Linked DNA regions of Mus musculus: regions 2 and 3 are each linked to region 1. A link is a loop called in an ENCODE intact Hi-C map of the cell type or tissue named here. Cell type or tissue: heart. All regions are shown on one strand. Each heading gives the region's core, and the rest is flanking DNA. Links, peaks and the distances in the headings are about the cores only.

Region 1 (11,361 bases), core at 1,394-9,393:
ATGTTTTCCTGATTTTACTCTTGTGAAAATTTCACAAATTCACAAAATAGTATGGAGAACTTGCATATACCCACAACCCAGCATTAGCAACCATCTCTGAATGAATGACCCACTCGGCTTCACATAGAAGCCACTGATGGCAGATGGAGGACTTCTAGGCTAGGTGTTTGAACATGAAATTTCCCCCACAGGCTTGTGTGTTGAACACTTAGTCACTGATTGGTGCAATTTCAGGAGATAGTAGAAACTTTAGGAAATGAGGGCACACCTTTTGAAGATTATATTTTGTCCTTGGTCCTTTCCTCATGTCTCCCTCTTTCTGCTTCTTAGCTACCATGAGGCAAGTGACTTTGCTCTTTCATATCATCTTGCGCTGAGATGTTCTGCCTCACCATAAGTCTACAGTGATAGAGCAAGCAGACCAGTGTAAGAATGTGAAGCTAGAATCTAGCTTCTGCTGGGGCCACAGTATCTGCAGTAGCCTCCTCCTCCCCTTTCATAGATACCACAGCACCCTACTGAGACGCTGTCTGTGAGCCAAGTACCAAGATATGTCACCTGGGAAGTAAGTTTGCTCCACATCCCATCCATTCCCCATCTGCTTCTCTGCCTGGGAATCCAGGGTGGAGGGCAGCCATTGTGGCCTCGCTGCCCTTTCTGAGAGTTTACTCTAAATAGGAAGCTACTGGGAGGTTTTGAAACATTGAAAGGAGAGTGGTGTCACCCTTTCTGTCCATGACTATTCCAGAAGTTACATTGCAAAGGGGTTGAAGGTAGGGGAGAGGGGACAAATACAGAAGCCATTGGGAGGGTTTTTATAATCCAATCAAGGAATAGACAGAAGCTTTGCCCTGTCTATCCCAGCATAGAGAGCTATACCACGGAAGAGGGGTCAGATCAGACAAGCAGGCAGAAGTGTAGGGACAAAGATTCAAGGTAAATGTGGTTTTGTTTTCAGGTTTACTTATGAGTGTTGTGCTCACACGTATGTCTATGCACCACATGCATGCCATGGAGACCAGAAAAAGATGTTGGATCCCATGAAATTAAAATTATGAATGGCTTAGCTATCATGTGGTTGCTGGGAATTGAACCTGGCTGGGTCCTCTGGAAGAGCAGCTAGTGCTCTTAACCCATGGACCATCTCTCTAGCGCCCCCCCCCCCCAGGAAAATGGTTTATAATCAAGACAAGCTAGACAAAACTAAAATTCTAGAGGCTAAATAAACTATAGTTCACCCACTTTTTAATTGTTTACTTAGCTTCTTAACTGATTGAAGACACATATCATTTTTTTAAGCTAGAAAGCCAAACCAAAGGGATGGAGAGATGGCTAGGGGTTAAAAGCTCTGACTGCTCTTCCAGAGAATCCAGGTTCAATTCCCAGCAACCACATGGAAGCTAACAACCATCTGTAACTGCCATTCAAGCAAATCCAATGCCCTCTTTTGGCTTCTGTGCCCAATACATGCACGTAGTGCACAAACATGCATGTAGCAAAACACACATACAACAATACAACAGAAAGTAAATAAATCTGGGGGGGAAAATGTCAAGTGGTGCTCAACGTGCTCTGGGCTGAAGCTCAATGAATAGCATTAACTAACAGCCAAACCAAAAAAAAAAAAAAAAAAAAAAAGCAAAATGAATCACATAAGATTTTAATGCTATTCAGCTTCAATTTTAAACATTGATTCTGGACCACTAAAATATCCCTAGCAGTTAAACTATAAACCTACAAACACTGATGATGTTAGAGTTTCAGACATAAGAAAGAGCTATAACTGGAGGTGGTGGCAAACATCTATAATCCCAGCACTCAGGAGGCAGAGGAGGGTTGATCTCTGAGTTGGAGGCCAGCCTGATCTACGAAGTGAGTTCCAGGACAGCCAGGACAGAGAAACCCTGGCTCAAAAAACAAAACAAAACAAAACAAAACAAAACAAAACAAAACAAAGCAAAAAGCAAAAAGCAAAAAGCAAAAAGCAAAAAGCAAAAAGCAAAAAGCAAAAAGCAAAAAGCAAAAAGCAAAAAGCAAAAAGCAAAAAGCAAAAAGCAAACCAAAAAGAAAGGAAGGAAGCAAGCAAGCAAACAAGGAAGGGAGGGAGAGAGGAAAGAAAGTGTGAGCTATGGTGGTTGTGTGAAGATGGCTTAGAGAGTAACAGTGCTTGTCACACAAGCATTAGAACCTGAGTTCAGATCCTAGCACTCAAACAAAAAGCCAAGCAAGGATGCTCACCCTGCAGCCCCAGCACTGGGGCTCATTCACTACTAGGTTAGCTGGAAAACAAACAAAGGAAAGGGCAAGCTCCAGCATAGCAGAGCGGGACAGAGTAGGACTCCCATCATCCAATGCTGGATGCACGGGTGCCGAGACTCACACATGTGATTCTCACACACACACACACACACACACACACACACACACACACACACACACACGCCTGCACGCACACTAAAAAAAAAAAAAAAAGAACCAGGAGTCGAATAGAAATGTGCAGTTTACCTGTTAAACAGTAATAATTCATGGCTGACCAAAATGCAGCACGTTTTTGTTAGAGCATCTAGGAAATGAAATAAGATGTGTCTTGGTTAGTTTTGTGTCAGTTTGACACAAGTTAGAGTCATCAGAGGAGAGATTCTCAACTGAGAAAATGCTTCTATGAAAGATCAGGCTGGAGGCAAGCCTACGGGACATTTTCTTAATTACTGATTGATTGGGGAGAGCCCAGTCCACTGTAGGTGGTGCCATCCCTGGGCTGATGGTTCTGGGTTCCATAAGAGAGCAGTGGATCAAGCTATGGGAGTCTCGCCAGTAAGCAGCACCCCCTGCATGGCCTCTGCATCAGCTCCTGCCCTGTTGAGTTCCTGCCCTGACTTCCTTTGATGCTGAACAGTGATATGGAACCGTAAGCCAGATGAACCCTTTCCTCCCCAACTTGCTTTGGCCATAGTGTTTCATCACAGCACCAGTTACCCTGACTAAGGCAAGATGCCAGGCAAGGGCTAGAGAGATGGCTCAGTGGTTAAGGGCACTAGCTGCTCTCCCGGTGGACCTACCACCCACACCAGGAAGCTCACAATTGCTTGTAAACGCTGCTGCAGAGACTCAGATGCCTTCTTCTGGTTTCCACAGGCACCCACACATGAGGCAGACGCAGACACATAAATGAAAAGCCCTGGGGCTGTGCAATGAAACTTGCTGTTGCAAAAACATTTAGAATCTGAATAAGCAATTGTCTAAGGAATGAAACTGGGAAATGGATATTGTCGGGTCCGAAGGAGAGTCCTCCCTCCCACATTTGGGTGATTAGACAGAAGCCAGCATTCCCTTCAGAACTTGTGGGGCTTATTCCTCACTAACAAAGGAGCCACTTTCCTTACCACTGGCAGAGGGACAAATGTCCATCTGTGGTGCCTATCAGCGTACCAAAGCACTTGCTGGTCCCAGACTCCCTCAGGATCTCAAGTACCTGTTAGGCACTTCAGAGTGGATGCTCTTCATCCTGGCTCTTCCTACCTGCTCCTGTACCGTGCACTTTACCATCACAGGCACTTGCCCTGACCCCAACTACTCGTTTCTCCTTATAACCCTGCCATTTCAGCTATCCTTGAGCTCTTCTGCCCCTCTCTTGGTCCTTTCTTTGTCTCCTCCTTGCCAGCCCCTTCTCGTAAGGCCTCGTCCGATGTCTATATTCGGTGAACAATTTTCTCTCTGCTCTGGGCTCTTCCGGATGCTTCTGGATGCTCTCTCCTTCATACCTACAATAAAACCTTCCTCTCAACCATACCCTGGAATGAGTCCTGGCCCCAGTTTATGAAAATATGTGATGCTGAATTCTGCTAGAGGAACATTTGGTAGAGGGTGGAAACTAGATACCAATGGTTAATGATAAATCACTTTCATATGCCACATACTGTGTATCACGGGCTTTTTTATGATAGCTTTTGATTTACAAAGCCTAATTTCCCAACATATGCAAGATCATTGGCTAATATAACAATATAACCTACCAAGATGAAACTTGAACCGGTCTTTTTTTCTTTTTTCTTTTCTTTTTCTTTCTTTTTTTTTTTTTTTTTTTTTGGTTTTTCGAGACAGGGTTTCTCTGTGTAGCCCTGGCTGTCCTGGGACTCACTTTGTAGACCAGGCTGGCCTCGAACTCAGAAATCCACCTGCCTCTGCCTCCCAAGTGGTGGGATTAAAGGCGTGCGCCATCACCGCCCGGTGAACCTATCATTTCTTATGCTTGGGGAGAAAAACGTCTCTCCCTGGGATGACACCCTTTTAGGTAAGGTGCCTAGAATAATTTTTAGCCTTGTCTTCTGAAAGAACAGTGTATCTGCTGCTACGGAACTATCCTGACTGTGAGTTAAACGAGGAAGGAATTTTTATTTTCCCCTGTAAGGAGAAGCCTGAACATAGCATATCAGGGCGGGCAAAGTCCCTTTTTTTCTGCCTTCCTCAGCAAATCCTACCGGCATGCACCACCACAACCGGTGTCCCTTTTTTCTGTGAAGTGTTGCTCTTGGTCTACAATTCCTATTTCACCCCCAGCTCCCAGCAAGAAGGAAACTAGAGAGAGAGGAGGAGGTCCTCAGCAAGAGTGCCAGGCTTCCCAGGACTTTCCTGCTGCATCTCCCCAGCAGCTGCATCTGCTACACTTTAGCTTGGTAAATTACCTCCCTGAAGAAGAATAGGACTTTCCAAGAAGTTAAAGTGAGGAATTATTGAGACAGTATGTGTCTCTGGTAGACATCTGACAATTTAGAGGTAGGAGAATTGGGATGAAAACCTCTGATGTGGGTTTCCAGAAGCTCTGGATTCCTACCTCAGTTCATGTCTTTATTCCCGTGACAAAGAACCTCACAAAAGCAACTTCAGGCAGGAAGGGCTTCTTCAGGCTACAGTGGCTGCCAAGGCAGGTGACGGGAGAGGGGCCAGCTGCTGTCAGGTAACAGAGAGACAGAAGCTCAGCTCCATTTCTCCCTTTCATTTGATCCAAGACCCTGGTCTGCAAGGACGGTGCTGCCGACATTCAAGATGGGTTTCTCACCTACATGAACTTCTCAGGAAATGGCCTCCCAGATACATCCAGAAGTGTGTTTCCATGGTGACTCCAAACCAATCAAGTTGGAGGGCAGGTTAGCCATCATAGCACTTTTCTGAATGAATTCTGTCAAAAGGGAGACAGAAGAGGCCTTGGGCTCACCTTCAGTTCCATTATTACAGAAGAGGAGAAACTGAGACGCAATGGGTCTGCCAAAATCTCGCCAACAGCTCTCCAGACAGGAGCCTCCTGGAATCTGGTATGTAGTCGTCCCAACACCTCTAGATGGGAAAGGTCTCGGGACAGCTATTAATAATACATTTGGGGATGGAAGAAGAGAGTGGGCTCAGCCTCCTGGACCATTGAGAAAGGCACTGGGAGAGTGTAGGCTGGCTCCTAGGAGCTACCGCTCCAGCCCTCTTCTAGCAAGGCACCACTCCACCGAAGGATGGCACTGCCTGCTCTGTCAAGCCTAGCAGGCAAGGTTGTTGTACAGTTAGTTAGTTTAGAGAGATGTATGGCTGGCTCTGTTTGATGTTCACACTCCAGAGATGGTGGCTGCTGTTTTTTTTAGACCCATGAACTAACTGCATACCTACTATTGTTCCTTCCCTCCTTCTCCACAAAAGGGATTCCCCCAGCCATTTCTGGCAATCTTCCATCTCTGCCCCTGGGGAGCTCTGGGCTGAAGCACCTCACAACCTCACTGGATTTCATCATTTCTCCTTTCTTCCAGGATGTTTCCTCTGAGCTGGGAGATGGGCACACCCCAGTTCCCCTTACAGCCCATATTTAACAGCCAGGGTACCTTTACTGCCCTGTCAGGCCATTTCTGAGTTCCTGGCAAGGTCAGTTCAGCCCCAGCGGGAGGTGGAAAGGCCTAGACTACAATTCCACTCATGGATCCCCTTAGAGAGCAGTGGGAAACAAGCAAGCTTGCCATGTGCTAAATGTTTAAATAACTAACAGGCCATAGGCTCTCAACAAATATTTGCTGAGTTAATACAGGCCGGCAAAGAAAGAAATGCAATATATGTTATCGCAGACTTTAATTTTGAAAAATCAGAATTTATAGTGCACTAAGGTAACTGCTTAGTGGCTCAAGTCTTGTGGTCTTGGGAGCATATTCGTCTGCAGACTGAAAGGTAAACTTGAGAAACTAGCTACAGAGCAAGAGGTGGTGGGTGACACAACGGCAGTTAGGAGCATTTCAAACTGGGATTAGATCCTCAAAGCCTGACACACTAGGAAAGAGTTTCCCCTCACCCTGCAACTCCTGCAATCTTCTGCCTACTCAGTCGGTCAACTCGGTCGCCTCTTGTCGCCCAACCCGCAGGGGGCGTCCTACGCACTGTCAACTCGGAAGTGCCCGCATGCAAGCTGTTTTTTCCAGTATGAGCTAGATGGAAGACCACAGTGTGGAGTCACGCACCTTACCCTGAGCAGTCTGGGCCTGACTACTGAAAGAAAAGAAGAGCATCCGGATTACTCCCGCAGTAACCAAAGACAGGAGGCGGGGCGGGGCGAGCGGAGGTGAGCCTCGCGTGGCCCCGCCCCTCGAGGGGACTCACCTGGGGCGGGCGGGGCGTGGGTGGGCGGGGCGAGCGGAGGTGAGCGACGCGCGGACCTGCCGCTCAGGCAGTTACGGAGGTTGGTGGCTTTTGGCTACTCACGCTACGCCAGGGACTGAGGAGTGCCAGCTGAGGTGAGCGCACGACTCGTGGAGGCCACTGGCCGGTCGCGTCGCGACGAGGCTTCCCTTCCTAGGACTCGGGGTGACGCTGCGGTGCGGAGCGGGAAGCCACCGCCGACGTCTGTGGCGGACGAGGGCAGTGTCCCACGGGCGCCCGGTTCCCCCGGGGCGGCTCCCAGCCTTCTGCAGCAGGCAGAGAGGTGAGGTGGGTGTGTGGCGTTCCTCGCGGACTTCCCGGCACTTGCGGGCACTTGCAGGGCGGTTGAACCCTGCCCGGGCGCACCGGGTCACTGCTGCTCTGCAAGGGCGGTTGGTACTGGAGCGGGGCGGCTGGCTCGGGGACCCGCCCTGGGGAGCGAGGCTTAAGCAACTTCTCTCCTTCTGCGGTGGTGGCCAAACGGTGGCAACCCTCCACCATGTCCCTGTTCCCCTTCGTCTCCAACTTGTGCAAATGATCTGATTAGGGCGTTGTTCCTTAGATCCCAGAGGTAGATCATGCCCACAGTGACAGAGGACACGCGAAAAGTGGTGCTTTATATTTATGAATGTATGCTAGCACATATTGGCATGACCTATACCTAGCATTTCCTTGTGAGTCAAGTTTTTAAGTTAACAGGTTACCTCCTATGAGAATGCCAAGTAAAATGAGAGCCCTAACAGCAAAACTTGTGGAACTTGACTGTGCCCTGGTTTTGGAATGTTCTGGATTTTGAGGAAATATTTTTAGTTTTTGAAAGGGTATCATAATTACATTTTACCATTTTAAAACATTTCTCTCTGTGTGTCTGTCTGTGTTCTGTCTTCCTGTGTGCACACACGTAAAAGAGGACAGCTTTCAGGAATAGTCTCCTCGTGTGTCAGTAGTTGCATCTCAGGTATTCTGACTTCTGGCAAGAGTCCTTAGCCCCTGTGCCATTTTGGCTGGCTCCATAATTAGATTACTTAAAAAACTGATCTTTTAGAATAACTGACTGAAGTTAAAATGTAAACTGAGGATTTGTTTCATTTTGGGGGTCTGGAGCACACTGGGCTATGAGAGATTGACAGTCAAAGAGGGATTTTAGGAATGCAAGTCCTTTCTCTGTCTAGTTTTGCAATTGTTTGATATTTCCCTTTAAAAGTTGCAACACTACCTTTTTTTTCCCCCAGAAGGTTAGTCACCACAGGTGATTCTAGTTTCAGATTCTATATCATATATAATTATGTTTCATAAATTGGATGTGAATACTGCCTCATCAGACTGATCAGAAAGGTCACAGTTTCTGCCCCGCCTCCCTCTAACACACACAAGAAGGCACACGGCACACGTGTATGTTAAATAGATTGAGTGGATGCTGGCTCAGCTTTTTTCACACACACACACACACACACACACACACACACACACACAGAGAGAGAGAGAGAGAGAGAGAGAGAGAGAGAGAGAGAGAGAGAGAGAGAGAGAGAGAGAGAACAAACAAACAGGGTTAGGTTGCCTCCAGTCAGGCAGTTTTGTATCAAATGTGTTAGCACTTTTTCCAATGGCTCAAATCCCTTCTAAGTTATACTCAGCAGAAAAACAGGCCCAGGCTTCCGGTGTGGCTCAGCAGTAGAGCATTTGCCTGACATGCTCCAGGGCCTGGGTTGGGTCTCCAGGACCCCTCAGCTCCCCAAAAGAGACCAGAGTGAACATTCATATGGTCTGCTTGTATTGTCATATGTGCCTCTGTAATATTCTGTATGTCAAAAGTTTATTCAATGATGACGACAGCCTAAAATGAACGGGGATGTACTTAATCCTTGAAAAAAGATCTGTATTGTTTTCTATATTTACTCCACTTTGCTTCCAGGATCATGAAACAAATACCCAGCAAAGAGCTGACTCCTGCAGTGTCTCATGGTCCACACCATGCTTTTCTTTTTATCTGTGTGGAGAGATATTTGTGTTCATCTAACTTAGTTCTTTTGCTTTGAGTTTTAACCTGTAACTCTTAGTATGTTCTATCATGTTTGCCTGGCAGACTGTGAAAGTCTAAGGTTCCCAAGAGGGAAGAGTTGAAGTCTGGGAAAACAAAGAAAGGGATACAGACTCCTGAAAGATAAACCTATGTACTAAGTAACTTCACTGCAACTGAACGTGATATTCCTTTTTGTTTAAAGAAAGGCACCACATAACACCCTGCCTATGACAACTGACTGGTGAAGTGTTAGAAAAATCGCCTCAAAGGGAAATATGAGACAGCTTATTCTTAAGTCAAATGAATGACCATGGCCTAGGAAAACATTCAGGTTGGCCCAAATCACACATTCCAATGTGATAATTGTCTCATAATGATTTTTATAGTTATAGAACAATAAAGTCATAAAGCAAACCATTTAAAAATATACATTGATGGAAACATGAAGAAGGCCATCACAGCAAAGAGGCAAAAGCTTTGCTGTGGTTCTCAGATACTGTCTGATATGTCCTTAGCTCTTGAGTGGTGGAAGCTAGTGGTCCTACTAAGTTAATGCATTCCAAAGGATGGTCAATTAAACCGAAACCAAATACATCCACAGTCACAGAGTTCTAGTCATTAAACCATATACATGGATAGTGGGGTGTTTGTTTTCTTTTCCTTCTGGGAATTTGGTCCACAATACCCCAGTAAAATTGTTTGGTGTCTGATTCAGTTTCCATTGTAAGAGTAATTATGCAATGGTTGCCAGGCACCCACTACCTTAGTTTCTGAGAAATTAGGAAAGCATTGATAGATTCCTTTGCAGTTTTGTCAAAATGAGGTGGGAGGTGTGTTTCATTTTTCACCTCCACTGTTTGTGGCCATCTCACAGTTTATAGAAGGTTAGGATATAAAGGTTAGAACATATGGACATTAGCCATAAGCAAACTAATTCTTTTCCTGAAGGTAAAGAGACCTGGGCCTCATTGTCTCTGTCGTCTGTTACCTGGCTGAGAAAAATGGGTGCTTAAAGGAGTTCCATCTTTTTTTAAAGAGAAGAGTTTTAGTTGTTTGGTGGGGTAACATCATTACCCATTTCAGTCCTGTTACAATTCTTTGTCAGTGGACCTATTTCCTTGATAGATACAGAGAAACTTAAACAAACAAACAAAAAAACTACACAACTACTCAAGACAGTTTATTTAAAACCACCCCTAAACTTAAAAGATCACAGCTCGCTGGGTGTGGTGGCGCACGCCTTTAATCCCAGCACTCAGGAGGCAGAGGCAGGTGGATTTCTGAGTTCGAGGCCAGCCTGGTCTACAAAGTGAGTTCCAGGACAGCCAGAGCTACACAGAGAAACCCTGTCTCGAAAAAACAAAAACAAAAACAAAAATAATAATAATATAAAAAATAAAAATAAAAATATCACAGCTCTCTATCAACAACTGAATGGATTAAAAAATATATTCATACAAAGGAAAATATCTATATATAATATTAAATAATGTTTATAATATAGATACTTCTTTAAAGCACTATGCTGAGTGAATTAACTCATACACAAACACCTACATTTTTTTCACTTTCTTTTTTTTATCTTGAACAAATTTTTTATTAGATATTTTCTTTTTTTTTTTTTTTTTTTTGGTTTTTTGAGACAGGGTTTCTCTGTGTAGCCCTGGCTATCCTGGAACTCACTCTGTAGACCAGGTTGGCCTCAAACTCAGAAATCTGCCTGCCTCTGCCTCCCGTGTGCTGGGATTAAAGGCGTGCGCCACCACGCCCGGCTCAGTTATTTTCTTAATTTACATTTCAAATGCTATCCCGAAAGTCCCCTATAACCTACCCCCACCCTGCTCCCCAACCCACCCACTCCCGCTTCCTGGCCCTGGCATTCCCCTGTACTGGGGCATATATAATCTTTGCAAGACCAAGGGCCTCTCCTCCCAATGATGGCCAACTAAGCCATCTTCTGCTACATATGCAACTAGAGACACGAGCTCTAGGGGTACTGGTTAGTTCATATTATTCTTCCTCCTATAGGGTTACAGCCCCTTCAGCTCCTTGGGTACTTTCTCTAGCTCCTCCATTGGGGGCTCTGTGTTCTATCCAATAGATGACTGTGAGCATCCACTTCTGTATTTGCCAGGCACTGGCATAGCCTCACAAGAGAGAGCTATATCAGGGTCCTATCAGCAAGCTCTTTTTGGCATCTGCTATAGTGTCTGCGTTTGGTGGCTGATTATGGGATGGATCCCCGGGTGGGGCAGTCTCTAGATGGTCCTTCCTTCCATCTCAGCTCCACACTTTGTCTCTGTAACTCCTTCCATGGGTATTTTGTTCCTCATTCTAAGGAGGAACAAAGTATCCACAGGTTGGTCTTCCTTCTTCTTGAGTTTCATGTGTTTTGCAAATTGTATCTTGGGTATTCTAAGTTTCTGGGCTAATATCCACTTATCAGTGAGTGCATATCATGTGTGTTCTTTTGGGTTACTTCACTCAGGATGATATCCTCCAGATCCATCCATTTGCCTAAGAATTTCATAAATTCATTGTTTTTAATGTCTGAGTAGTACTCCATTGTGTAAATGTACCACATTTTCCGTATCCGTTCCTCTGTTGAGGAACACCTACATTTTTAAAAATGTTTTTATTCTGGAAGAATTTCATATATTTTGATCATATTCACCCTTGGC
Region 2 (8,000 bases), core at 1-8,000, 75 kb after region 1:
TAAGAATACATCAAAAAGATCATCGACCATGATCAGGCAGGCATCATCCCAGAAATAGAGAGATAGCTCAACATACATACATCAATAAATTTAGCCCACCATATAAACAAACAGAAAGACAAAAACCACATGATCATCTCATTAAATGCAGAAAAGACCTTTAACAAAATCAGCACCCCTTCATGACTAAAGGTCTTGAGATATTAGGGATACAAAAGATACCTAAATAAAGGCAGTTTACAGCAAGACCACAATCAACATCAACTTAAATGGAGAGAAATCAGAAACAATTCTACTAAAATCAAAAACAAGTTTGTCTACTCTCTCCATACTATACAATATAATTGAAGTCTTGAAGTCTTACCTAGAGCAATAAGACAACTGAAGGATATCAAGGGGATACAAACAGGACAGGAAGAAATCAAAGTATCTTTATTGGCAGATATACATTCATACAGATATCATACATAAGTGACCCTAAACATTCCACCAGGAAACTCCTATAAGTGATAAACATTTTCTACAAGGTAGCTACATACAAAATTAACTCACAAGAATCAGTAGCCTTCCTACATACAAAGGACAAACAGGCTGAGAAAGAAATTAGGGAAACAATACCCTTCACAATAGCCACAAATAGTATAAAATATCTTGGAGTAACTCTAACCAAGCAAGTGAAAGGCCTGTATGAAGCCTTTGAAGAAGTTATCAGAAGATGAAAGCTCTCCTATGCTCATGGATCATTAGGCTTAACATAGGAAAAATGGCCATCTTACCACAATCTAAAGATTCAATGTAATTCCCATAAAAATTCCAAAACAACCTTTTTTTTTTACAGACCTTGAAAGAAAAATATTCAACCTCATATGGAAAAACAAAAAACCCAGGATATCTTTAACGTCCTGCACAATAACAGAACTTCTGACAACATCATCTCTGATCTCAAGCTCTAGTACAAAGCAATAGTCATAAAAACTATATGGTTGTTGGCATAAAAACAGACAGGTAGGGGCTGGAGAGATGGCTCAGTGGTTAAGAACACTGACTGCTCTTTTCCAGGGTTCCTGAGTTCAATTCCCAGTAACCACATGGTGGCTCATAACCATCTGCAATGGAATATGATATCCTCTGCTGGTGTGTCTGAAGACAAGGCACTGTACTCACATACATAAATAAATTTAAAAAATAAAGAAAAATAAACCCACACATCTTTGACCATCTGGTTTTTTTTTTTTTAAACAAAGAAGCCAGAATTATACAATGAAAAAAATAAAGTATCTTCAACAAACAGTGCTGGTCTAACCAGATGTCTGCATGTAGAAGAATGTAAATAGATCCTGGCACAAAACTCAAGTCCAAGTGGATCAAAGACCTCAACATGAAATCAGACACATTGAACCTGATAGACAATTAGTCTTGAACATACTGGCACAGGATGCAACTTCCTGAGCAGAACACCAATAGCACAGGAACTAAGATAAACAATTAATAAATAAGACCTCATGAAACTGAACATCTTCTGTTAAGACAAAAGTCACCTTCAATAGGACAAAACGACAGAATGAAAAAGGTTTTAACCAATCCCACATCTGACAAAGGGCTAATATTCAAAATATATAAAGGACTTAAGAAACTAGACACCAACAAACCAAAAAGTTCAATTTGAAAAATGGTGTACAGATCTAAACAGAGAATTCTCAACAGAGGAATCTCAAATGGCCGAGAAGCACTTCAAGAAATGTTCAACATCCTTAGCCATCCACTGAGGAAATGCAAATCCAAATGACTGTCAAAATGGCTAAGATCACAAACACTCATGAGGATGTGGAGCACGGGAGCATGCCTCACTGCTGGTGGGAGTGCACACTTGTGCAGCCACTCTGGAAAGCAATTAGGCAGTCTCTCGGAAAACCAGAAATAGATCTACCTCAAAACCCAGCTATAGTACTCCTGGACATATACCCAAAAGATGTGCCACTATACCACAAGAACATTTGCTCAACCATGTTCACTATAGTTATACTCATAATAACCAGAAAATAGAAACAAACTAGATGTCCCTCAACCAAAGAATGGTTAAAGAAAATGTGGTACATTCACACAAAGGAGTATTACTCAGCTGTTAAAAAAATATCATCATGAAACTTGCAGGCAAAATGGATGGTACTGTAGGGAACAAGCAAAAGAGACTTATTCTAAGTACTACCGTTTCATTTTTAGACTCCATTCAATCATAGGAAGAAGCTAAATTCAAGGTCCCAAGTCCCAGGGGAGCTGGGGACTTTCCAATAGCTAACAGCTTCTGTTGTAAGAAAACAGTCGTCAGAGTCCAGGTAGCTCAAGGACAACTTCTAAGGAGACATCGTCTGAGTGCAGACATCTCAAGGGCAACTAGTCCATCTTGATGGCAGGGTCCCACAAGTTCATGCTCCCAGGCCCAGGAACCCACTCCTCACCTGACTGGTGAAAACTCCCTTGCTCAACCTCTCATATCAAAATGTGATTGGACAATACTTCAGCCCACCCTGCTCCCCCTTGCTTTATTAACGCGTCATGCTTTAATCCTTTAAGTATGCTGTGCAGCACTTCTACAGGTCGTAGTTTAGCTCCTGAGTCTGTTCTGTGGCCAATTTTTTGTCAACTTCATTGAGCTTGCATTTGAGTTATGTTGGGTTTATGTTGGATTAAAGCAAACCCCACACACTACAGAACTAGAAAATTTCACCCTGAGTAACCTAGACCCAGAGAGATAAACATGGTATGTACCATAAGTGGACATTAGCTGTAAAATAAAGGATAATCATGCTATAATGCAACAACCCAGGGAGGTTAAATACCAAGGAACGAGTAGCACATACACCTAGGACAGAACCAAACAAGTCTGGGAAAAAAGAATGTCAATAAAATGATCCCTAATAATAGTCCTAGGAAAAAGGAGGCTAGCATGCTTCATCCAGCAACTGACGGAAACAGGAAACTGACGGAAACCCACAGCCAAATGTTAGGTGGGAGCTCAGAAGTCTGTGGAAGAGAGGGATGAAGGATTGCAGGACCCAGAGGGGTCAAAACACACACACACACACACACACACACACAATCAACTAACCTGGTCCCATAAGTGTTCACAGAGACTGAACTGACTCAAGGAGCTTACGGGTCTGACCTAGGTCCTCTGCATGTGTTAGTTGTGTAGCCTGGTCTTCTTGTGGGACTCCTAACAGTGGGAGCAGGGGCTGTCTTTGACTCTTTTGCCAGTTTTTGGAACTCTTTTCCTCCTGCTGGATTACCTAGTCTAGTCTTTTTTATTTTTTTAAGGTTTATTTATTATTATATCTATGTACACTGTAGCTGTCTTCAGATGCACCAGAAGAGGGTGTTAGATCTCATTACAGATGGTTGTGAGCTACCATATGGCTGCTGGGATTTGAACTCAGGACCTTCAGAAGAGCAGTCGGTGCTTTTAACCACTGAGCCATCTCTCCAGCCCCCTAGTCTAGTCTTTATACAAGGTGATGTGCTCAGTTTTACTGCAATTTGATATGCTACGTTTGTTTGATATCCCTGGGAGGACTGGCTGCTCTTTTCTGAAGGGAAACAGAGGAGTGGATAGAGGTGGAGGACTGGGAGGAGAAGAGTTGGGGAAACTGTGGTCAGGATGTAAAATAGGAAAGAAAAATAAACAAACAAACAAACAAGTAGAAGAAAAAGTGAAGCTGTAATTGATATTACAATGGTGACAATCAGTAATAGCTATGGCTAGTAAATCTAGATACATTAACATATTTAATTCTGACACATCATAAAAGCATCCCCATCAGACAGGCAAGCAGAGTTAAGATCAGAAACGGCTAGTACAAAATGTCTCAGGCCAAGCAGAGGTGGTACACATCTTTAAACACAGCACTCAGGAGGCAGAGGCAGGTGGATCTCTATAAGTTAAAATCCATCCTGGTCTACAGAGAAAGTTCTAGGACATCCAGGGCCACACAGAGAAACCCTGTCATGAAAAACCAAAGGGGGTGAAAAAGTCTCAGAACCTGTACAGAGAAATACATTAAAAGATTAGACAGCTAAAATTCTACATTTAAAAACAAGTCCATCTTTAAACTTAAAATTACAAGCATTTTCTTAGAGAACAATAGTAGAACATTGTTTTAAGACAGTGTTGTGTAACTAAAAATAATTTTAAAAACACAAATAAGCTTCTGACTTACAGGAAACGGCTCCAGCCCCTCCTGAATCACAAAGCCTTCTATAACGTGGGTCAAAATCTGTGGTTTCACAATAGCCTGTGGAGGCTTGTTTTCCAGGCTGGGAGTGCTGCTGGCCAGAGAAGTGCTGCTGCTCCTGGTGGAGGCAGCAGGGATTAAGAGGGGAGGTGCAGGAGCAGAGGCATGGGTGGGGTCTGATGGAGACTTGATCACGGAAGCACTGACTGAGGCCACAGCAGGCAACTCCACTTGCTCTGAAAGAAAGGGGATTTCCTGGTTAGCCATGTGCCCTACAGAGATGAAAGGGCTTAGGAGTGAGCACATCTACTGCTCTCCAAGAACATCGCACTGCTGTCTCATTCAATCCATACAACATCCCCACTCTATAGACTACACTAATATGCTCAAAATTAGCACCTAATATTTTATTCTTATTTTCCCCATAGAACCTGCAAATGCCCTAAATATCATCTCAAGAAAAACTACAAAAGTTGTCAATTGAGTTTCTATCTGCTTTTAAGCTACATAGATAATAAATATCTTACTTTCCTGTCTATTCCACATGATTCAGATGGCTATATATTCACTTAAAAAATTCAAAAGGACCCCCAAGTCCATAGAAGTAGGAACTTCAGTGATTTGGGCAGGTTACGGCTGCAGCCTCAGAGCAGGGGCTCTTGTGAATCCTCTCAGAAGCTGCTGCTTTCAGCTCCTGTGTTGTGAATCCTCTCAGAGGCTGCTGCTTTCAGCTCCTGTGTTGTGAATCCTCTCAGAGGCTGCTGCTTTCAGCTCCTGTGTTGTGAATCCTCTCAGAGGCTGCTGCTTTCAGCTCCTGTGTTGCTGTGTGTTGACTAGGGAAACGCTGCATGAGCACATAGCAGGCCCAAGTAGACTTGGCTGAAAATGTCTATTGAGAAGGAGTCACTACTCACAGTAGCATCCACCCTTGACTGTAGCGCTAACGCAGAGAGGTGGAACAGCTAATATGTAGGCTTTTAGTGAGAGCAGAACTCGGAAGAAAGAAGGCATGCGTACAAAAGTCACTTGCCGACCACTGGTGTCATGGCCAGTGCTTTCATGTTGCACCTCACTTAATGCTGAGATTAGAGGCACTGCCATCATGCCTGGGGCTTTCTATATGGTGCTAGGGACTGAAACCAAGGCTCTGTGCATGCTCAGCAAGTACTCAGCCCCTAACATAATCTCCTGCTAGTCTGATTTATACTGTGTGTGTGTGTGTGTGTGTGTGTGTGTGTGTGTGTGTGTGTGTGTGTGTGTGTATACAAGCACATACATGAAAGCATGTGTGAAGGTCAGAGGACAACCCTGGATGTGGATCTCTGATTCTACTTATTTTTAGACAGAGTGTTTTTGTTATTTGCTGATATACACATGAGGCTACCTGGCCCTCCCTCGAGTTTCTGGATATTCTCCTGTCTCCTCTAACTATGGGAACACTGGGATTATAGGTATGTGCTGCTGTGCCTAGCTTTATGTGGACTCTGGGGATTTGAACTCAGGTCCTCATACTTGAGCAACAAGTGCTTTACACACTGGGCCATCTCCCCAGTCTCTTATTCTAATTTTTAAATAAGAAATAGCTAAAACAGGAATGTGAGTTGGCACATGAAACACATCTGTATTAGCCAATAATAATTATAATGCTTGAAACATCACGTTTTCTTTGGGTGGTAGTAAAGGTTTTATAAACCAATAACTTTACACTGCTGTTAAAGAATTTTCCAAGAAAACAAGAATTTTTATTTTTTAATAAGACAATATTCTTCATACATTTTAAATTTTTAAATATAATCTATCTTTTGCTATAGTTAACAACAGTAATGGTTAGTTTAATGCTATCTCTAATGGAAAAAAATTTTATTACTGACATCTATCAAATAGAATCCTCTGTACTTTGTATTTCCTCACCTAACAAAGGATGTTCGGATGTCAAGTCCTCTCCCCTCCCCACAGTGACAGCTGCTGGAGACAAGGTGGGGGGTGGGGGGGTTCTGTCCATCCTTGCACACTCATCGGACTCCTCTGGCATTTCTTCCTCACACACATCTTCTACTTGATAAACCTGCAATGACAAGCCATACTACCTTGAAATATTTCCAAAAATGCATTTAATGAGGTATTCTGAATTTTGAAATTTTTAATTCTAAATGCACTAAATTTAGAAGCAAAGCAAACCACAATGCTGACAACCTGAAAGGAGAACTTTGGAAGCACTCACAAGAATGTTTTGAGACCCCGTAGTGTGTCACGGAGAGCAAGCTGTGAGCCAGCTACAGAAGCTTTCCAAAGTGACACTGGTCACATCTGAACAGATTTTTTAGAAAAAAATTCAAAAAAAGGGTATTTTGCTTTACATAATCAAATAACTATTTTAAAAACACCATTGATTCTGTTCATTTCTATCTGTTATGAATCAAAATAGGTGCCAGCGCTTTTTACACTCAAAGTAAATTTCCAAAATAATATATGTCAGGCCAATATATTGCCAAGGAAATTATATGCAAGATTACTCATTATTAAAGACTGTTATGAAAATTACTATTAAACCACAGTAAAGCCAGCAATGATTTTTTCATTCCCTTTCCGTTGTATTCAAGAATCAAATGAACTTTTAGAAGCTAGTATGATATATGCAGAAAACATCTTTCTTTACCACAGTAGACACACCCTAAGATACATACGATCTATTTTGGGTCCCCATGGGAAGGTTTAGCCCCTTTTATCCAAGTGTGAAGATTTCCTGAAGTACTATGACATCAAAATCACAGAGAGGGAGCCATGAGACCATGAAATTAGAACAAAATTACCCACCTAACACTTTATTAAATGTAAGGATTAAGTTTCAAAGTGCCTCTGGAAAATAACAGATGAAAGTACTTTGCCTGCTTGGTATTTATGAAAGATGATGCTCTACTAACACAACGCTGTCAAACAGCTCATTTCCTTCCCTGTGCCAAAGCTTTCTCTCAAATTTACAAAGGTTGAGACTTTTTTAAAAATAGATTTAACTAATTAAAACTGTAATAAATCTTAATAAAAAAAACCTGAACATTCATAAAATAACTTTAAGTGGCATCCAGTGTTACATTTTTAGTCAAATTGTTGAAAAAGTTTGATAATTTTAGGTGTCTAGAATTAAATATGAAAATAATCATGATTTCTGAACCTGGCATAAACCATGTAAAGTACTATGAAGTTTTATTTATGAAGATATACACGGCAACAAGTGATACTAGTTTAAAAAAAAACAAACGCCAACTCTAAACATCTATTTAGAATAAAGTAAACATCTGTCCAGGAATGGTGGCACAGCCTTGTAACTCCAGCACTTAGAAGCCTGAGACAGAACACTGAGCTCAAGGCCAACCTGGGCACACAGCAATACCGAATAGGAACAGCAGCAAGAAAAAACAAACATATGACCTCCCTCAAAAAAAAAAATTCCTTCTAAAATCCCACTAGACTCATTTTATACTTAACATGATATCTTGAACTATTATCAAGTTCTAAATAGGCAAGAAAAAAAAAAATTAGCAAGATACCTTTTCACAACCCAGAAACTAGAAAACAGTTTCACCAAAAGCGTAACCTCACCAGTGGAAGTGGTCACCGGCACTGTATAGCACACAGTGAATGGTCACTAGTGTCTGCTCATGGTGACAGCCATGTTTAATGTGAGGGTAAAGGTCAGCACAGACTAAGTCACTGCCCTAAACAGCCAGGGCTAACAGAGACAACAATCAGCAACCACAAAGCAGACCTTCCTGC
Region 3 (11,361 bases), core at 2,666-10,665, 47 kb after region 1:
GATCACAGGGCCCCCAATGGAGGAGCTAGAGAAAGTACCCAAGGAGCTAAAGGGATCTTCAACCCTATAGGTGGAACAACATTATGAACTAACCAGTACCCCGGAGCTCTTGACTCTAGCTGCATATGTATCAAAAGATGGCCTAGTCGGCCATCACTGGAAAGAGAGGCCCATTGGACTTGCAAACTTTATATGCCCCAGTACAGGGGAACGCCAGGGCCAAAAAGGGGGAGTGGGTAGGTAGGGGAGTGGGGGTGGGTGGGTATGGGGGACTTTGGGTATAGCATTGGAAATGTAAATGAGAAAAATACCTAATTTAAAAAAAGGAAAGAAAGATCATATTATCCATGTATCTGTCTGTCAACTAGGAATGCTTCCCTCCACCTTTAAGTCATGATTTGGGCAAGTGGAGAAGCACGCCAAGTTCTAAAGTAGAGGCACCACAATACCACCACCGCTTTTCTTCTTTTTACAGGGAAAAAACCAAAGTGAAGCTGTTTCTTCTCCTGTGTACTCGTCAGACTGCCTTGAAATTTAACTAAAAATATGACAGCTCTTTCTTCAAAGAACTGCTCTCTTCAATACCAGCTCCATCAGTCTCCGCAGCTCCTGGAGGCCTCCTGTCTGTTGTTCTTGATCATCCTGGGGAAAGTGTTATTAAACATCCTCCTTCTAAGAGTGAGAAGGGGAGACGCCCGCTGGACTTTGATGGAGTACTTCTGCTTCTCACTCGCACTTGTCGATCTCCTGCTGTTGGTAAACATTTCCATCCTGACCTACTTCAGGGACTTTGTAGTTCTAGGTATTAGGTTTACCAGATACCACATCTGTCTGCTCACACAAATTATTTCCTTCACTTATGGCTTCTTGCATTACCCAGTCTGCTCACTGGCTTGTATAGACTACTGGTGTAATCTGTCCAGAGCCAGCAAGCAGTCATCTAGGTGGCAGAAATTACTTTATTTCTTGACAGTCATTTTAACTTGGATCTCAGTCCTTGCTTACGTTTTGGTTGACCCGGCCATCTCAGTCAGCCTAAAGGCACACAGGGGCTATGTGTACCAGTGCCCCGCCTATGTCAGCACTCAGAGTCACTGGCTCTCACTGTCTATGCTGATGGTTTTATTTGTGGCTTTTCTGATTTCATGGCAGGAAGTTGTTGCCTTGCTTCAGGCTATGAGGATAGCATCCTATAAGAGCAAGGCCGCCCTCTACTTTCCTTTCCCACTCCACTGCGGTTACGCCCTGAGCTGCAGAGAAGCACTCTTGCCCAGGCTCATCGTGTGCTTTCTTGGGACCTGGTTTCCCTTTGTAGCACTTCAGGTCCTCATCCTCTCCCTCAGAGTTCAGATCCCGGCGTACATAGAAATGAACGTCCCCTGGCTGTACTTTGTCAACAGTTTCCTCATCGCTGCAGTTTATTGGTTTAACTGCCACAAGCTTGATTTAAGAGACAGCTCGTTACCTGTGGATCCTTTCATCAACTGGAAATGCTGCTTTGTTCCAGTCCATAGACTTAAGCAAGTGGAGAGGCCCATGTCCATAGTCATCTGTTAGCATGCTGCTGTGCTGGGAGGAACTTCAGAAGCACCAAGATCAGTCTCACAAGGACAGAGGTGGCTCGGGACAGGAACTGAAGCTCGAGTCCCCCTTTCCAGCACAGCGTCCGTGGGGCAGATGCCAAGTAGTGCTGAGGATACATTAGCACAGCAGAATGTTTATGCCTGCTCGACAACATTGTGGAATATTTGGTATTAATCCAAATGCAAAGTAAACACATTAACATGTGTCCAGCTTGATGTTTTACTCCAAAAAAACTACTGGGTGCAAAATGTTATATAAATTTGAGATTCTATTTGCCAACTTTAAGATCTGAGCTTAAGTATTTTATAAACTTTAGAGCAAAAATAAAAGACTTAACAGGATTTGGTATAAATAAAATATATTGGGAGATTAGCTCATTTTATTTGTTTTTTGTTTTTTTTGTTTTTTTTTTTTTGGTTTTTTTTTTTTTTTTTTTTTTTTTTTTTTTTTTTGGTTTTTCGATACACGGTTTCTCTGTGTAGCCCTGGCTGTCCTGGAACTCACTCTGTAGACCAGGCTGGCCCCGAACTCAGAAATCCGCCTGCCTCTGCCTCCCAAGTGCTGGGATTAATGGCGTGTGCCACCAGGTAAAGTATTTTACTACAAGTATTCGTGCAGAGTTTCAGCTGTTCAACCGCTGGAGGTGGGAACAATGAAGGCTCTGGCCATGGCAAGCCAATTGCTTGTTCAGTTATAGCAGACGGTTACCAGGCCATAATCATGGTAGTAACATGAGATTAAGGGCTGGATTATCCTGTCTTGTATGGATAACCCTAACATTGTATAGATGCCAGTGGCACCTTCCCCAGAAGTGGCAATCAAAAATGTCTCCACATATTCCCAACACTCCTCTGGGCACAACTCCTAACCACACTCCCCAGTTAAAACAAAACAAAACAAAACAAAACAAACAAACAAAAAAGCCTGAGCAAAGCTCTGTAAGCCAGACTAATCTGAACATGCTTTATGAATTAAACTACATAGCTATCTTGGCTGCTATTTACAAATGCTAACACGTGTTTCAAGAACCACCACTAGCATTCCTAAAATTAGTAGCTTCTAGGCTGAAGCTGTCACTTATTGGTGGACTGCTTACTAGCATGCACAAAGCCCTAGCAGCACGGAAACTGAGTGCAATAAATAGCATATGTCTATAATCCTGTACTTGGCAGGTGTAAGCAAGAAAATCAGAAACTCAAAGTTACCATTGGTTACCTTGAGGTCAGCCTGGGCTACATGAGATCATCCAGTCCTTCCTCCCCCAGGATGACTTACCTTTTAACATCACAACTCACACGTATCCATTTATGTATGTGCTTATGTGTAACAGAAGTTTACAGTTTTAAAAAGTAGTTGTTACCTACCAAGTTCGTGACCTGCCACGGAGCAGCAGTGTGGCAATGGCAGGTCTGTGTGCCTGGCACTGTGGACACATTTGCATGTGGTGACTCTGCTGGGTTCTGCTCACATCCCTTGTAGATAAAGATGCAGGAAGCATCAAGGTGAAGCAGCCTACCCCAACTCACACAACCCTGGCATCGGAGCCCTGCTCTTTCCACTCTGCTACACCATTGGCTTTTTGTAATTGTTTTTTACTTACACCGCACAGTGTCAATGAACATCTTAAGGAATTGAGGTCCCATTTCCTTGAGCATACAGGTCTTCCGGGTAGCACCAGCCCTAGAGAGACAAGTTGGCCATGTTGCTGGATAATCAGAAATTCTCTGAGTGAGCTGCAAGCACAGGGTAAGCATTCCTGGTCTTAAATGCTTTTGGATAAGGGATAATCAGTATTGTCTGAAAAGGTAGGCCTCAGACATTCAGATGACACGTAATGACAGAAACCTAACCCGAGCCATTCTAAGGAAAAGGGTCCTGGGACAACAAAATAAACTAGGTAAACTAAACCAGGAGACTTTCTGGGGTGTTAAGTGTCATTTGCTAATACAGAGGGCATTCTGGCTGCCAACAAGCCAGGCTTTTAGAATCTCAATTTAAAGCTCCTACCTTTAGATACAAAACCTAGGAAATGATTGGCCTGATTTGAGTCATAGGCTCTATGGCCAGTGTTGCTGCAAGGAGACACTGGAAGGGAGGGAGCTTAATCTTTAGGCTGCGAGGTACAGTATTTAAAATGTTTAAAAAATTGGGTCTTAATTTTTACAAAGGAATAAAAAATTATATTGTTCTGTTTTTAAAATGCAAATAGAGATACAACCATACTGAAAGCCGACACAGCTGATTTGTGAGGCTGCGCTGACAGCATAGCGCAGCAGACCAACCCTCGGTTGCAGTGAGCAATGGTATGTGCTTGTGCAGTTCAGATGTCTGTCTGGAGCCGGCCCTTTTAATTCACTGGTGTACAATTCCTTCTCCACAGTTTTCTGCCTTCCAAATGGCCATAACATGAGAATAAAACATACTTAGCTATACTGAACTTAATATACTCTTTGTAGATTAGATCGCAAGAAATGTATAGTCAGTCCAGCCCTCCATTAAGGTCTTTATTAGCTTTCCCTGTCTCTCAAAAGCTTAAAGAAATAAAAATTCAATAACCAGTCAGGCTTTTATTTGTAAAGAACTGAAGTTACAACTGGTCTACAATATATTATTGTAATATAAACAACATAAATAAAAGATCCTGTAGGCCCACCACTAGCCGTCCGCCCAGACCCACTCGAAGCCGTGTTACAATACTCTATGTGAAAGTGTGCAGGTAACAAAGGTGCAATCCAAGCAAGGGTAAGCAGCAGAGGATAAGGTGCTTCCGTTAGCAGTTAACGTCGCCAGCAGACATCGATGCTCCTTGAACTTCACTGACTAGACACACAGAGGAAGTCTAAAGTTCACACACATGCTACTTAATATGAAAGTGCTTTCTCTTTTCTTAAAAAAATACAGCAAATGAACACTTTTTACACAGATAATGGTGTGCTCTTACAATGCAAAATTAACTTCATTCTCAGGTTATACACTGTAAAACTGTAGCTATGGACGCCAGGCTAGGAACTCTATGCTAAGGGTGCTAGAACTATATCATTTCCTGTGAGGAGGTCTCTAATACAACATCCAATGTAAGACACAGCTATTATAACCCTAACATTTGCTTTCTCTAAGATTAGAACATGTTTTCTTTCCCCCTTGGTGATGCTTTTTTCCTTGATGAATCATGTTTTGAGTTTTTTTTTTTTTTTAAATTATAAAACTTTGACTTTAGAACAATGGTCAGAACCAAAAGCAAGATTTCTAAAAATGTGCTTAAAATATTAAAAAACAGATAATCCCAACAACCTGCCTTTGTGAAACAAATTTTAAGTGCCATTCGCAAAGCATTCTCACCAAATTCAAGAGGCTTGAAGTCAGCAGCCTCCCTCCCCTGCCTCCCTGTGCATGGCTGTCTGTAATGTACAACCCTCATTTCTAGCATAATCCCTGCACTTTCCAACAATTTCTGAATTTTGATTTTTAATCCCCTACTGTACAAACCAAGACCCATCTCTGAATGAGGTTATTGGCAGTCAATTCCATCAATGTGGGAATCATACACAAAAATTACACCCTGTATTCTCAGCTGAACTCTTAAGGTCTAAGAATACAGACACAAGAACAGCATTTATGCAACAGAGATCTAAACAACACAGGATATTTTACAACTTAGGTATATTTCAAAAACTTAAAAAACACCTTAAAAGTAACCAGAATCATGAGACAAATTACAAAGATCAGATTAGTGGGCTATTTAGATTATTATAACTTACAAAAACCTTAATTTGAAAGCATCTATTATATATTGTAATTTAACACTTTATTTGGGCATTTCCCCGCTTTAAAAACCTATAGCTATGATACATAAAGTTTTTAAAATATATTTTTATATCTTTATAGAGAATGTGAGTAGCAACTGATGTTAGTTAGCATTTAAAACAAGAATTACAACCTGATTCACAGAGCCCCAGAGTGACACCGGAATTCACACCATTAAAAGTGACTTTGACCCCATCTTCACTCACTCCTTAAATACTTGCTAGCACAAGCAGGATCTGCTTTCTGGTGGTGGTGGTGGTGGTGGTGGCTTTCGAGGCAGGGTTTCTCTGTGTAGCCTGACTGTCCTGGAACTTGCTCTGTAGACCAGGCTGGCCTTGGACTCACAGAGATCTGCCTGCTTCTGTGTCCCAAGGCTGGGATTAAAGGTGTGAGCCACCACCCAACTAGGAACTGCCTTCTGTCACCAGTTCTGCATTTTCAAGCTGCAGTGCAGACCCTGTCTTTGAGAAGTGGCTGTCTCTAACACACTACAATAGAGTCAGCACTGTGGAGAAAGCAGCCGTAGCAACCTGTTCTCTGCCTCGTTTCAGATGATTCTGTTTTGGAAAACTCTTCCACTATCAATACTGGATATAAACTTTTGCAACTAAAAATGCACAATGATTTCACATTGACTTCTTGCATCCTGCCACAGACAGACCACGTAAAGGGACTGTCCTGACAGTGCCTGTCACAAGAGTTTCACAGCCGGTCAGGGCAAGCAGTCTTACTGTTGTCAACAGTCAAGGAGATGGCCCACAGGTGGGAACAATGTGAGTGGTGGTGCGGTTTAGCACTTGGATGTTATTAAACCCCCACTCCCAGAGAGCAGGGCGTTACTGGTTAATTGCCATTCATTCCTGGCTGTGCGGACATAGATGCTGAAGCAGCACTGAGTTTGTTTGGGAAGACTTTACTTGTTATTTTCTTGGTCATATATTGCACACAGAAGCCAAGTGCTCAGATAGTTTACAAATGAAGGAGCAAGTGCATGGGTGCTGATATTCACTTGCCAGTCGGTCAGCCCCGTGGGAATCCCAATTGTGTAGCTTAGGATTGTAACTTTAAAGCTCGGGGAGGGTGTTCCTTTAAAAATGATTTAAGCAAACAACAACAACAACAACAAAACCAGCCTATTTGGCAGTGCAGGTATCACACTACGTTGAAATGAGATAAAAAGCCAAATAGCTGCCCATCGAGTCCCAGGGCTGCCGGCCATCTGGAGTAACACCAGGTCTCCCAGCCTCTCTGTTCCCTCTCCACTCAGCACAGTAATGCAGCAGCAAGTGTGTTTATCTCTCACTCCTGAAGAAAAGTTGTAATTTGCTCACTTTTAATACTACCAAAACATTTAACACAAGCATTATGTATAAGGATTTAAACACTGTACATATTTAGTTTAGTTGAGGCAAGATTTAAAAAGTCCCCTCAGTGGGTTCATGTTTTCCTCAATGATGTTCTAATCTCCACTACTCGTTCACCACTGTCAGAGAAAGGTCCACAAAACACTGATGTATTCCATTAAGCCAAAAAGCAATAGATACTATGAATATCTAAGATGATGACTGAAACTAAGTTAGACATTATAAAGGACTTAACTACATCCCTCTTACATTTCATTAAAACCATGCCATGCTAGCATAATGATGTTTTAGATTTATACTGATTTTTTAAATTAAAATTCATTCATTACATACTACTTTAAATTTTCTCGTCCTATAGATTTATGCCCAATATCAGGAATATCATAGACAGCAGTAGGTTTACACTTGAAAAGCTTCAGAAAGACCTCTGCCTAAAATATAGTTATATAGAAGCTCGTTTTGTGCCTAACACCATATTCAAATTGTATTTTTAAATAAAATAAAAGGTCCACAAGTTATCAAAGGAGAAAGAAAATAAAGCCCTTGTGGAAATAATTTCCCTTAGGTATGGCACTCGCCAGAGTGTGTGCAAATGAGACTCTGCTGTAGAGAAGCTGTGCGTGTCAACAGAGGGCGGGGCCTCCTAAGGTTTTTCTCTAGAACATGATGGTAATAATTGTAGATAAACTCATATCTTGTAACTTTCAAAAAGAAAAGTTTTCTCTTAGTATAATGTCAAGTAGACTTAACTCTAAAACTGCATATACAACTGATAAGACTTAACTCTAAATAAATAGACTTAACTCTAAAACTGCATATACAACTGCTAACCATTTCAGGCCACTTTTTAAAATGTCAATATCATTTTCAACATTTTTAATTGGAAAACAGCTTTTATTTCAACTATAAACTATATGGTAATGCATTTTAAAATCTAACACCAGAAATATCTTCCCAGAGAATTCCTTAAGGGCTTGGTTCAATGAGTTCAATTTGTTAAATTTGAATAACAAAACACATTTACTCTTCCTAATACTTATTTGTACTCAGCTAAACTCAAAACCCAGCTTTGATATGAAACAAAACGCTCTGAATGGAGTGACATATCAGTACTGAAGCCTGGAGTTGGAACAGTTCATGTCACGGGTCATTCTGCTTTACGCCAAGAAAATAAGTGGGCTTGGGCTTACTGGAGTCCACCAGTCAGCAACTGTCCTGCAGTGCCTTCCTTCCCTTTATGACTGGCTGCAAAACTGAGCCAACTGTCATATCTGACTGGATATGCCTCTGTAGTCTGGCCACTCGATCATAACAAACTCCTACATTTTGACAGATTCTCTCCCTCTGATTATCATCTTCAAAAATCCAGGATTACTCAACTTGGGTACCAGTGGTACTATTAATATCAACACTCCTCAGAGCAGGGACAGGTGATAAAGAGAAATACCTAATTTGATTTTAACCAAATCTTGACAAGTTAAAACCATAGGGGCTAGGTTTGGCATGGTGGCACAGATATTAAGTTCTAGCACTTGAGAGAAGGTCAGAGGACCACAATTCCAGGTTAGTCTAGGCAAACAAGAAAAAAAATACAGTATGCAATCTCAGGTGGCGTGTGAGGCCCTGACTCAGTCCCTAGCACCAACAAACAAAACAACTAACAACACACCTTGTCCCGCTATCCATCACCAAGGATATCTAGCTACTAAGGACCATCATCATGCTAAACGTCTTCATTCAGGTCGCAATATCATCTTCCTATCTGTCGCTTACTCCCCTTTCCACTCCCCTTCTCAAATAACCTTCAAGGAATAAGTCACACAGACATATGGTACACAAGAAACTAGGAAATGATTGCATAGATGGATAAGACTTTGATTGAAATACAACTGGTGAAGTTATAAAGGCCCGCCCTAGTACAACAGCCTGAAGCTCTCCAAGCCAGGATGCAACCCAACCCCATGTAAAAAACTAAGAAAGTCTGTGTACTTTATTGGAGGTGGGGTTGGAGGTGGGGTTGGAGGTAGATGGGACTCAGTGCAGGAAAGGAGGTGAGGCCATCACATGCTGAAAGTACCAGTCAGCAGCAAGTGTTGCTGGCATTCCCCAAGTCTTCAAACTACAACACTTAGTCAGCCTCTCTAGCTGAGAACATGTCTGAAGTGCTTTTAGAGTATTCCCAGTCAGAGATTTCATATACTGGACACAGGTGCTGAGACACACAACCTAACAAGCTTGTGAGAAAATGAGTCCTCTGAAAGATTTCAATCCAAGATTTGTGTTTATAAATAGATGCACTTAATATATGAAGACTGACTGTGAATAGTTACTCAAAGGCATGGTAACAATACAGTCTCACACACCAGTCTTCCAACACAAGAAACAAAGAGGAAAGCAGCACAGAAACACAGAAAGTCAGGTTGCCCTGATTAATGAACTGAGCAGAGGAAGAGGCCCCGTCTGCTCTGCCACACTCTAGCTGCTTTACCAACACGCTCTCCTCTTGTTCTGGCATCTCTACTCCCAGGTAGTGACTCTGCCCATCCATTAGTCACTGTCACGGAAGGTGTCAGGTGCGAAGGCAGCATTCCCTGCTTTGCTGATAAAGCTGTGTCACTGTGCCTTACATGTGTGTATGCAAAGCGTCTAAGTTTAAAGTAACTTTTACAAGCCAGCTGTTTATTTTCCTAAGAACACAGAACTTAAAACAAATAACATGTGAAAAGTGTGTCCCACAGTGGTTGAAGGGTTTCAAGTCAGGCAAGGCAAACTCAGAAAGCAACAATAGGAAGAAACCATGTTCCCTTCCTGTCTTTTTCTTTTTTTCCTCTAAGAAAGTTCTTAAGTGCTTAGTAATAAGAAAGGAAATGAAACTAGCGTTCTTCCTGTCCATGTCACATTGAACAGCCTAATACTCAGGAGATAGAGAGAAACACAGAGTGTGTCCCCATTTAATGTAATTGAAGCTTTCAAATTAGCACAATTAAAAATTACCTAGAAAGAAGTACCTACAGCAATGGGAGAACTACCAAACACCAAATGAGCCACTTCTAAATAAAATAACCCACTTGTAAAAAAAAAAGTGTATTTGCTAGTTAAATTTAAGTGCAGACAACAGAAGATCTGGGCTACTTCTAAGACGAAGGACAAGAAGGCATCCTCCAAGAGAAACCCTTCGTGTAAACTGTGTAGGGGTGCTTATGGACAGTGCTAGGCACAGGGGTTTCTCATAAGCACACGATGGGCTGGTTTTAGTACAAGTGCAGAGTTAATGCCTTAAAGGCTAGATGTAAGTATTTGTAGGAGGGAAGCATTATTGCTGGAGGTCTATTCTGGACAATCCCATATTCACTGTGGATTACTAACTACACCATAGTTTTCATTCCAGAGGAAATGTGCCTTGTGCCTCCTTCATTATGGCAGGCAGTCCTTAGTGCTGCATAGCCAGCCTCTGTTGGAGACAGGAACGTCCGTGACAACTCTGCCATGATGACTCAGTACTAATATATGCAGGTGACTGTAGAATACCTGCCTTCCTTGAAATGTGAATAACCAAATGTGACACAAAGAAATAGGGAACGTAGCCTATACTACTGTAGTCTGAAACAGGAGCCTCAGCTACTTACACATTCTGAGTCTACACAGGACTACTAGTGAACAGCTCTTAAAACTACTACAGCAATAATCTCACAAAGCATACATTCAAACAAGAGGCATCTAAAGATTAAAAAAATTATCCACTATATTTCTGTATAAAAATAACCAACATTTTCTAATGTACACAAAGCCAAAAGATAAATTTATCTGTGATGTCTTTGTGACATCTTTTAGTCTTCTACTAACTCAACCCAATCTCTGAAAAGCGCCATAAAGATGACTGAGCTCAGACTCTGCTGTCTTTTCCATCTGTGCCAAGGCTATGCACATGTCCCTTCATTTGTTCAGAGTTCTCAAACATGTAGCAAAAAGATAGAGAAAGCAAACAATGTCAGCAAATCTTTTGATGCCCAGCACTACAAAGATTTCAGAGCATCCACAGAAAAATTTGGCTTAGTGTCCTAACAGAAAACTGTTGAATAAAAACTTCTGATTAAGAGAAATCACTTTAAATACTTCGTGGGAAGAATCCACAGCCTTAGTAAGGGAGAAAGAACTGCATTCTAGCCAGACTCAGCAGGGTTGCTTCAAGGAAGGGATTCCACCTCCACTGCCACTGGGCTGCTGAAAGAGGCTCCGAGGCATGGCTGCATCAAGCACCATCATCGGTGCACAGAACAGAGTCAGGAAGAGGTGACAATGGGCCAGGGCCACACCAGAGTCACATGGTCTGTGAGTTAGCCTGGTTTTATAGCCCAGGTTTATGGATTTCCTTTCCTTTCTAGTATACGGTAAAACCAAAACCTGCTTCTGCAGAACTCTGGTGCCACTGGCTAACCCTTCACTGCACATCGCCCTCCTCACAGCCATCACTTAAGTATGCCTCTCTGCTCAGCCAGGCTGCCCACTGTGCTCACTGGCACCACTGGCATCCATAATACATCGTTCCTGGTGACAGAGGGGCATCCTATGTACTGTAGGGTAGTCAGCAACATCTCCACTGGCTGTCACA

What was found. Peaks named below come from ENCODE experiments on the same cell type or tissue, not always from the same donor. Only the 100,000 strongest peaks of a DNase experiment are listed, where the experiment ranks them.
Region 2: a loop joins it to region 1, with 2.3 times the contacts of the local background. A loop is called at or near these places in 1 of 42 quality-filtered maps.
Region 3: a loop joins it to region 1, with 2.0 times the contacts of the local background. A loop is called at or near these places in 1 of 42 quality-filtered maps.

What each region holds. Positions count from the first base shown.
Region 1 is chr3:30,849,303-30,860,663 of GRCm38, forward strand. It overlaps Gpr160 (G protein-coupled receptor 160), which reads left to right and starts at 6,648. Exons shown (of 4, transcript NM_001134385.2): 1 at 6,648-6,943. Gm42198 (a long non-coding RNA gene) reads right to left here and starts at 2,691. Exons shown (of 3, transcript XR_880729.1): 1 at 2,506-2,691. Gm42199 (a long non-coding RNA gene) reads right to left here and starts at 6,507. Exons shown (of 3, transcript XR_880730.3): 1 at 6,317-6,507; 2 at 4,832-5,176; 3 at 3,181-3,201. In heart, for the core only: a CTCF peak has its summit at 6,389 (motif pointing right); a DNase peak (open chromatin) is centred at 6,409; H3K4me3 peaks cover 1,306 bases; H3K27ac peaks cover 917 bases; H3K27me3 peaks cover 3,239 bases.
Region 2 is chr3:30,925,599-30,933,598 of GRCm38, forward strand. Phc3 (polyhomeotic 3) reads right to left here. Exons shown (of 15, transcript NM_001165954.1): 9 at 6,141-6,294; 10 at 4,215-4,465. Among named protein-coding and RNA genes, the nearest start is that of Phc3, 40 kb to the right of the region's middle. In heart, for the core only: a CTCF peak has its summit at 4,344; a DNase peak (open chromatin) is centred at 4,353.
Region 3 is chr3:30,895,235-30,906,595 of GRCm38, forward strand. It overlaps Phc3 (polyhomeotic 3), which reads right to left. Exons shown (of 15, transcript NM_001165954.1): 15 at 4,061-11,361. It overlaps Gpr160 (G protein-coupled receptor 160), which reads left to right. Exons shown (of 4, transcript NM_001134385.2): 4 at 476-1,960. The coding sequence starts at 547. The coding sequence ends at 1,557. Among named protein-coding and RNA genes, the nearest start is that of Gpr160, 45 kb to the left of the region's middle. In heart, for the core only: no CTCF peak of the experiment used is centred there; no DNase peak of the experiment used is centred there.